2 separate regions of the Mus musculus genome follow, and region 2 is linked to region 1. A link is a contact called in ENCODE Hi-C or POLR2A ChIA-PET data. All regions are on one chromosome and are shown on one strand. Each heading gives the region's core, a stretch centred on a gene start or an enhancer-like site at or near the end of the contact. The rest is flanking DNA. Distances are from core to core; before and after follow the strand shown.

The links. Hi-C counts contacts between places; a loop is a spot of excess contacts on that map. ChIA-PET counts read pairs that join two places held with the same protein, here RNA polymerase II (POLR2A).
Region 2: a loop to region 1 is called in a map of Patski, with 2.6 times the contacts of the local background. The contact joins the promoter of Nipal1 here to the promoter of Nfxl1 in region 1. A Hi-C loop is called at or near these places in 2 of 37 maps with a recorded cell type or tissue (Patski and regulatory T cell). POLR2A ChIA-PET finds 5 or more read pairs at or near these places in 1 of 5 experiments (Patski).

What each region holds. Positions count from the first base shown.
Region 1 is chr5:72,557,775-72,562,083 of GRCm38, forward strand. Nfxl1 (nuclear transcription factor, X-box binding-like 1) reads right to left here and starts at 1,871. Exons shown (of 23, transcript NM_133921.3): 1 at 1,815-1,871; 2 at 1,240-1,494. The coding sequence starts at 1,492.
Region 2 is chr5:72,645,969-72,650,277 of GRCm38, forward strand. Nipal1 (NIPA-like domain containing 1) reads left to right here and starts at 1,828. Exons shown (of 6, transcript NM_001081205.1): 1 at 1,828-1,965. The coding sequence starts at 1,920.

The DNA.
Region 1 (4,309 bases), core at 621-3,120:
TTTGAGAACACAGAAAAAGAAGAGCAGTAACTGCTGTGAGACATCTCAAAATTACAAGGAGGTCATTAATCTCTGGGAATGAGCCGGGGGGGGGGGGTTGTTAAAAAAAGCTGAATTGGGAAGAGATGACACTTGGTACATGTATGTACCTAGTACCATTTGGAAGAATGTCACCACACAAAGTGACCAGGTAATTGTCTTAACTTATTCCTTCCTCACAAATGTCAACTACTATATACTTTATACTATACACTATACACTATATACTATATACTATATACTATATACTATATACTATATACTATATACTATATACTATGTAGAGAATGCTTGCTTTCCTACTATCCACAAAACCCAAGCCAGCTTACCAACTTGTTCATAGGTCTCTAAATAGCACACTGCACCTCTATGATTAACTGACCAATTGCCAGCAAAATCAACGCAAACTAACTTTCAAGTTACCCTGGGAAACCCCACGCAGAGACTCAATTTTGCTCCTAGCAGGAAGGGAGAACTGATGCAATTCTACTATAATTTCAGAAATAAAAATTTTAAACCTCTTCTGAAAAAATACCTTCCAAACACAAAACACTTTCAGGGACCACTCTCTTTTATCTGGAGTGTTATGTATAAACACTCTCAACGTCGCCCTAAAAGATCTTGGACCAAGGCTATTGGCAAATCCATCGTGGCAACACCTGATACATCATGGAAAGACATGGAATTTCTGCACTGGGATCAGTTAAAAACAACAACCAAAACGCTTACAGGGTCCAAAAAGTCAGGTAGCCTGGGAAAGATGGCTATCAACAACTGGTCTTGAAAGTCGAGTTGATTAATGAAGAATGGAGTTCCCAATCTGTTCGTAAATGGAATTCTGAGACCTTAGCCTAGCTTGCTGTTACCATACACACAGATGCGAAAGCACAAGGTCCTATTTTACGACAGATGTTAAACATCTTAGATTATAAAAGAAAACAAACTCTGGCGATCCATTTACTGAGTTAACCAAATCAGCTGCACACAATTGAAGAAAGTGACTAACAAAGGCAATTATCAATTAAAATGAGGATGCAAGCGATGAGATGAAAATCTGCCTGAATGGAGACGGTTCCCTGAGACTAAACTCCGGGAGCTGTTAAAAAGTGAATGAGAGACTTGGAGGGCCCTGGCAGCCAGCGATAAGTAGGGAAGTGACTTGGGGAGTTTGGTGGGGCGGGAGACCCGAGCCATCCTCACCTGAGCCATCCTCACCCCGGGCCCCCGGGGGCTGCGGGGCTTCGCCTCCAGCTGAGCGCTGCCCGCGACCCGCAGGGGCCAGAGCTGCTGCTCCCCCGGGGCCGGGGCCCGAAGACACCGCGCCCCCAGACCCTTTGGCTCGCCCTCCTCCAGCGCCACCAAAAGGGACTCCATTTCCTGAGAGGGGCACTGCGGTGGCCCGTCCTCGGGCTCGGCCTCGGCCAGCGGCCACCTGGCGCCAGGGAGCGTCCATCCCTGCAGCGGAGAGATAAAGGAGAAGGAGCGTGAACGGGCGTCCGAGGATGGAGGCGGCTGCCGAGGGACCGCAGGGTCAGGCTGGGTGCGGACGGACCCCGCGACACGGAGACCCGGGTCTGAGGAGGTTGCGGCCCTGTGTCTCCCGAGGGCGAGTCCCGCCAAGCCCAGGCTCGAGCGACGGGCGAGGAGGGAAAAGACGGAGGGCAGAAAAGAAGCACGGAGCCACGAGGAGCCCACCCGGGACAGGAAAAACCCAGCCACGGGAAATTCTCCTCAGCCTCAGGAGAAGTGCGGTAGGCACAGAAACGCGAACTGACCGTGCGGCCGCGGCCGCGGCCGGGAACCAACTGCTGAAGTGGACCGCACCGAAAAGCTACGTCTCCTTACCGACGGCGCCCACCGCCAGGGACTACAACTCCCAGAAGCCTCCGCCCGCGGACCGCAGAATGCGTGGCAGCGAGGCAGCTTTTTTTTTTTTTTTTTTTTTTCCCGGAAGAGACGAAGGAATGCTCAGTGCGCATGCGCGGTCGTTCGCGGCCTTTGGGGAACTACATTTCCCAGAGTGTTCCGAGGCTCATGAAAAGTAGACGCCTCCGTTGGTGGGCGTGCCGGGAGCATGCTGCTACTGGCGGCTGCTCCCAGGAAATACGCGAGGTTTCAGGATTCAGAGAGGGCAAAATTCACAAACAGTTGTTCTCGCCATAGTCTTGCTGCTTGCAGGTAGCAGGCAGGTCCTCGTCCAGGAAGTACTTAGAAAACAGAAGACGCCATGGGGAGCAGGATCAGAAGAGCCACGGGAGCATTGTAGGAAAAAATGGTTTGAGTGGAGAAAGCTTTCAGAACTCACAATGAAATCTAGCCCCTAGTATTAACCACCTTTTATACTTTAAAACAAGCTTTCCCTTAGAGACTGCTTCTTTTCCTTTCAAGGCTGCTCCCTCCAGTAGATTCATTAAGGAAAATAACTGAAAGCCAGCAGCTAATCTTTACGTATAGATTGCAGAAATTCATTTAGTGGTCTCTTGGAAAATGAGCTGAATTTTTGTTGATATTTGAAGTTATACAATCCTTAAATTACCCTTCAGCTTAGTTAATTTCCCAACATTTACCACAAATATATTTAGATGCCATTCAATGTGTCCAGGAGTGTACAAAATATTTACATATATATGTGTGTGTGTCTGTGTGTGTGTGTGTGTTTGCACATATACAAAGTTTTACACTTATAATTTATTGAGATGAGTTTTTTTAATATTATCTAGGCTGTTCTTGAACTCATGATTCTCTCACCACAGCCTTAGAAGTTGTTGGGGCTCCAGGCCTTCATCATCATGTCCATTGTGTCAATATTTTTTTTTATTCAAAATAACCTTATTTATCATTCCAATTTTACCACTGGGAAAACTAAAGCATAGAGAGGTAATTGTGCTGAAACTAAGCTTTAATTCTATCATGTTTTTAATTTCTTGTACATAGGTATTACATCATGGCCTATAATTCATCCAAAACCAGTAAATGTCGAGGGAATATTGAGGTGGCTGATGATAAGGAGACCCTCATAGAACCTTGGTGTGTAGCACAGATCTGCGTTAGCACATTGTCCAAATCTCCATACTAAACCTTCCTGAGAACACATTCCCTCCAGTCCTCCAAACATTAGTTATAAACTATTCTAATATTTATCGAGAGCTTCAAACAAGCATTCCTTCCTTTTCTTTTACATACCTGTTTAATAACATGTGGAGTCTCATCATTGAAACCAATTTTTAATAAATAAATGACACCAAAAAAATCTTTTTCAACACTCCAGCAGGGCCTGGGTTGCAACTAGGTAAAGTGACTCCTGGCCTCCTCTCTTAGACATATGATGATTGTGTAATTCTCTTTAATGTTCTGCATCTGCAATGTCCTGATAAGCCACGTGGAAACTAGTTACTCCTCGGCCTTTGTAATGAAACCTGTAAGTGGCTGGAGGTTTAAGTCAAGGGGTATGCCCTTGAAGGATTCTCTCTCTGTCTCTCTCTCTCCCTCCCTAACTCCCTCTCTTCCTCCCTCTTTCCCTCCCTCTCTCCCTTTCTCCCTCCCTCTCTTCCTCTCTCTTTCTCTCTCCTAGAGGTATGAGATTTGGCCCCCACCACACATGCCTAGAATGATATATCATTTAACCACAAATACAAATCAGTGAAGCCAGTCTTTTAAGATTGAAACCTCAGGAACCCATAGACCAAAGCACACTTTTCCTTTTTTTAAGGGAGTTTATCTCAGGAATGTGATATGGTTCATAGAAAGCTGGAAAACACATACGGCTATTCCAATTATATTGGAGTACTTTAAAAGGCAAAAACTTCACCTATTCAAATTTTTCCATGAATGTAATGAGAATTTATAATGATAACCACTTTGACATCAAACAATGTTATGAGCTCACTGCATGAACAAATACTATTACATCATAAGCCTTGACCATGCAGAACAACACAGGAGCATGTGTAAGTGGAGAGTACATTTTCAAGTTTTTCATGCTGCTATGTTTACTTTGAAATTTCAGATAGCAACATAAATAAAGGTTCTTTGATGTTTTTCAAAGGGCTATGGGTTTACAGAGTGAGAAATATAACTTTGAGCTTGTATTTGACTTTAATTAAAAAAAAAAACTTTTCCCACAAAAAGTTTTAAAACTTAATAAGGTGAAAAAAAGATGAATAAAGTGACAGTCCCAAGCATTGGGAGTGCTCAGATTTTCTGGTAGGAGTGGAAACTGCTTAAAAGTCAAAAATAGATTTGATGTACTACCAAAGTATTATGATTAAAA
Region 2 (4,309 bases), core at 578-3,077, 88 kb after region 1:
AGGGGAATTCATGACTGATTTCTGCCTAGGACACACTGGGCTTGGGACAGCAGTGATCTTGAGCAAGTTTTCTTCTTTTTTTTTTCCCCAGAGTGTTTTCTCACATACTTAGAACTGGAATAAATAAGATTTATAACAAAGTACTTCCTGCCAAAACCAGACTGCCATCCCGACGTGCAGGAAAGATGATTCAGAAGATAACAGCGCTGCCTGGGCCTGAGAACCAGAACCCACGTAAAAATGGTATACAACTATAACCCCAGCCTTCCCGCTGATGGGTTTCTGGGGCTTGCTGACTAGCCAGGCTTGGGTTCAGTGACAGGCCCCATCGAGGAAGTAAAGAGTGATAGAGCAGAATACTCAGCGCCCCCTTCTGGCTTCCACAGGCACACCCGCATGTGCACCTGCATACACACGTGTGCATTCGTGTGCAAACAAAGAAAACTCATGAATCTCAAAGGAACATTCTCAAGGCTTTTTTTAAGTGAAGATATAAAGCATAAAGTGGAAAATAACAACAGCTATTATCATTTTGAATGCTTTTAATATAAATTAAACAATTTTTTATAAAGTGCTTAGGGTTAGGGTTTGCCACATTGTAACTGATGTTTGTTAAATAGTAAGAAGTACCTGGGATCAGATTTATTATCATTGCCAGTCTATGGTGAAGACAAAACGTGAAATCTGATGTCCAAAGAAAGCATCTAAGTAGATGTCTACTTCACAAGGCTTCCAATTCAAAACTGGCTTAAACCGTCTTTGCCACTTCCACCTGATCCTGCCCCTCCCCCATTCTTTTTCCACAGGTCATGCCCATAGACAAAAAGTATGCATCTTAAACTACTGACTAATTTGGTTTTAAGTTTTGTCTCATAAACCTGAAAACAAGAAAAGCAAGATGGATCTCTGCAGTGAAACTCTTAGGCAATAAAGTTAATTCTAGCTGTTCGTGAATACCTAGAGCCTATGGGGGTACAGCAGTCAAGCGCAAAGGCACCCCAGAAAAACACACAATCTCGGCTCTTCCGGCTGAGGGCTTCAGCAGTAAGTGTGACCACTTCATGAGGCATAATAAATACCTCGTGACTAAGTTACTTCACCGCTTTCTCTACCTTATCCTTATCCCTCACCTGCAAACTGTAGTTAATAAATTGTGCTGTAAATTGTAATGAGTTGACTCATGCATGTTATGTAGTGTACTGCTGGAATATCATGAACTTCAGCGTGGGAACAGGTCTTCTCAGTTTGGGCATTGCTGATCCCTGAAAAGCTTATTTCATATACGACTGGGCGTGGGGATAAGGCAGCTGGGTGGGTGGAGAGGGAAATGCCTGATTGTTGAAAACAGGTAAGCACGGGTATTGTAAGACAAGGAGGACAACGGCGTGCACGAGAGAGCAGAAGCACCAAGCCTGTTCGAAAAAAATCCCAGAATAAACTTTAGCATGGACTCAGCACAGAACTCCAGCAGACAGCGCCTTGTGCCACAAAAGCCAGTGATGAGAAAGACCCACTGACGTTGGCCAGCACTTCGTCTGCTCCAGGACAACCAGAAGGGGGCCTCGGGACAGCCTCTCCATCACTAAATTCCCCGAGTGACTTCGGCAGCATCCACGCTGTAACCTCATCTCCTCCTGGCAGGTGTTTCTGGACTAAGCACCTGTGCAGCTCCCGGGTCCACCCTGCAGACACCGGTGACTGAAGGAACTTCTGCGGCGATGAGCGAGCGGTGGGCGGAAAATGAGCCTCAAACCACCCCATGCCCCACCCAGTCACTCTCATTGGCTGAGCCTGCCACGGGGGCGGAGGCAGCGCACACCCTTCGCTGACTCCACCGATCCGCCGGAACGAAAGCGGGTCCCGGGACACTGGTGTGTGAGAAACTATTGCTAGCACAGAGGAAGCCCGGTCCCCAGGCCATGGGGGTACAGCTGAGGCTGCCACCCGGAGAGCCCTGCCATGAAGGTGAGTGTCAGTCCCAGCGGTGGGACAGTTGGGTCACTTGGGTAGCTGGGAGCCCAGATGCGAGGTCTCAAAACTAGACTCAGAAAAATGTGCGGATTCTTAACGCGCCGTCTTCTAATCATTTAGTATTCCAGTCGTCCAGTCGGCTGTCCCACCAACGGGACAGTAAATACTTAGCTGAGCCCACTGCACTCCAGACTCTGTGGGGAAGCCCAAGTCGGAGCAGGACAGAAGTGACGCCCACTTAGTCCCCCGGCTGGCTCAATGTTGATTACGTCCTACTGAGTGTGTGGCAGGGAAATTCAGGATGCTTGCTGAGGGCAGATTCCAGGGTTTGATCCAGGAGGAGGTTTCCTGGCTCAGCCTCAACTCCGGAGTACATGGCAGAGGGCGTGCCGGGGATCCCGTGGGCTTCCCACAGTGCTCCCTGAACACACTGTGCCTGAGTCCCACGGAGAGATCGCTCAGGTATGACTTACTGGGCAATCCTTTGAGTAGGGTGACTACTCCAACAGGGAACTGGGAGTGCCCTTTTGTTAGTTCTTCCTCAGGGCTAGACTGGGATTTCCAGCCCACACCTTGCCTGGTAAAACCCCTGGGCCCCACCCCTTGACCTTTGCCAGATGTTCCTCACTTCCACTGGCTTCTTGCAGTCTCTACACAGAAGGTCAGAGAAAACTGAATGGAAGTAAGGGGAAAGGTGGGGCAACCTTGGGAAATGTGCATTGCAAACGAAATTATCGGTTTTTTTTTTAATCCCCACTGGTGTCAGGTCATTTCTAACCTACTTGCTAACGACTCAAAGAAGCTGTCTGGTAAGACCTGTGCCTTACAGTGAGTGCTTCCCAGCCTAATGCTACGACCATGTAACTACAGCTCCTCGTGTTGTAGAGATTCGTGTCCTTGCTTCTTGGCCTTTCCAGCTTATAACTTAACGAGGGAATAGAAAGAAAAGGGGGGAGAGACAGAAGAAGAGAGAGGACTCATCAAATCCCAGCTAGTAAGAAAGGGGAAAGGTGTGTAAAAGAAAATGTGCAACAATTCACAAACTATCCCCACATTGAGACCGGTATCCCTAAGGCAGCTGCATCTAGGGTTGTTTCCTAGACAGTCATGCGCTTAGTGGCAGTTGGTCCCTTTTCTAAATAATTCTGGAGCTGCCAAGTCAGATCGTCACTAATGCACCCTGCCCTTGTTTGTTCAAGGATCTGAGAGCAGATTGCACCCACTCATTTGACCTCTGGATATTTTTCCTGCTTTGCTCATGCATTTAGTAACTACAAGAAGTATTGGAGCTCTGTGTCACCCGATGATTAACCGTGCAGGAAGGTACTGGGAAAGATGGGAGAGGCCAATCTGTAATTTCAGTAGTAGGAGACTAGGTTTTAGGCCTAGTGTATCCACTTGGCTCTCTTTCTTCCTCTCTAAAGTAGGAAGAAATCTTGTTGACAGAGTAGGTAGCACTGGGTTACCTCAGGAAATCTACAGGGCAGAACCCTGGCGGGTCTTAAATGGAGTCTGGTTTTCCTTGATTTGTTTGAGGTGATGAACAAGAATCCTGTGAGCCGAGCACTGGCCTAGGTCCTAAAGGACTGTCATCAGTCTGGCCTTCAATGCTAGCACTCCCAATCTGTTTACTACCCTGATGACAGGACATTCCGAGAAGCAAATGACTTGAGAGTGTAGAGCTGTGACAAAGTCTAACAGTCAATGTACTGAAGCTGGAGGTGGTCTGCAGATTGGGTGGCCCAGATCCTCTAGAGAAAGTTTTTAATCTACCCGAGATCAAAATGATGAGCTAATCATGGAGTCTGAGGATAAAGTCGTTTCATAAGATGCCCCCCAAAAGTTACAGTAGTACTTTGATTTTGACTTTTAAAACCATGACTGAATACTTCAAAAGATCTTATAATCCCAAATTATCACAAAATAAAAAGACAAACTTAAATACTCAAAGTTTTTTTTTTCTAATTTGGTTTCAGTACTATTTGCAAGTGTTCTAACAGAACTCAAATCAACTTCAACAGCCAAAACCGCTTTTATTAGCAGAGGAAACACGGCCCTGGGGAAACCGAATGCCAGACTTAACAGCCATCCCCTGGAACACACATTTTGTGTCAGGGACCGTGGAAGTGATGTTATGATGGGCTCAAGGGCAGATATCCTGGGCTGCCAAAAGGACATTCATAAATTCTCACGTCTAAGGAGCTCTTAGCTGACTTGGGGTTCAAAAAGCAAGCTTCAGGCAGAGGAGAATCAAGGGTTTTCAAAGTTTTCTTTCATGGAGTGAAGCCACTTGTCCAGACCATAGCTTGACAACAGAGGGAAAATGCCTGTGATATTT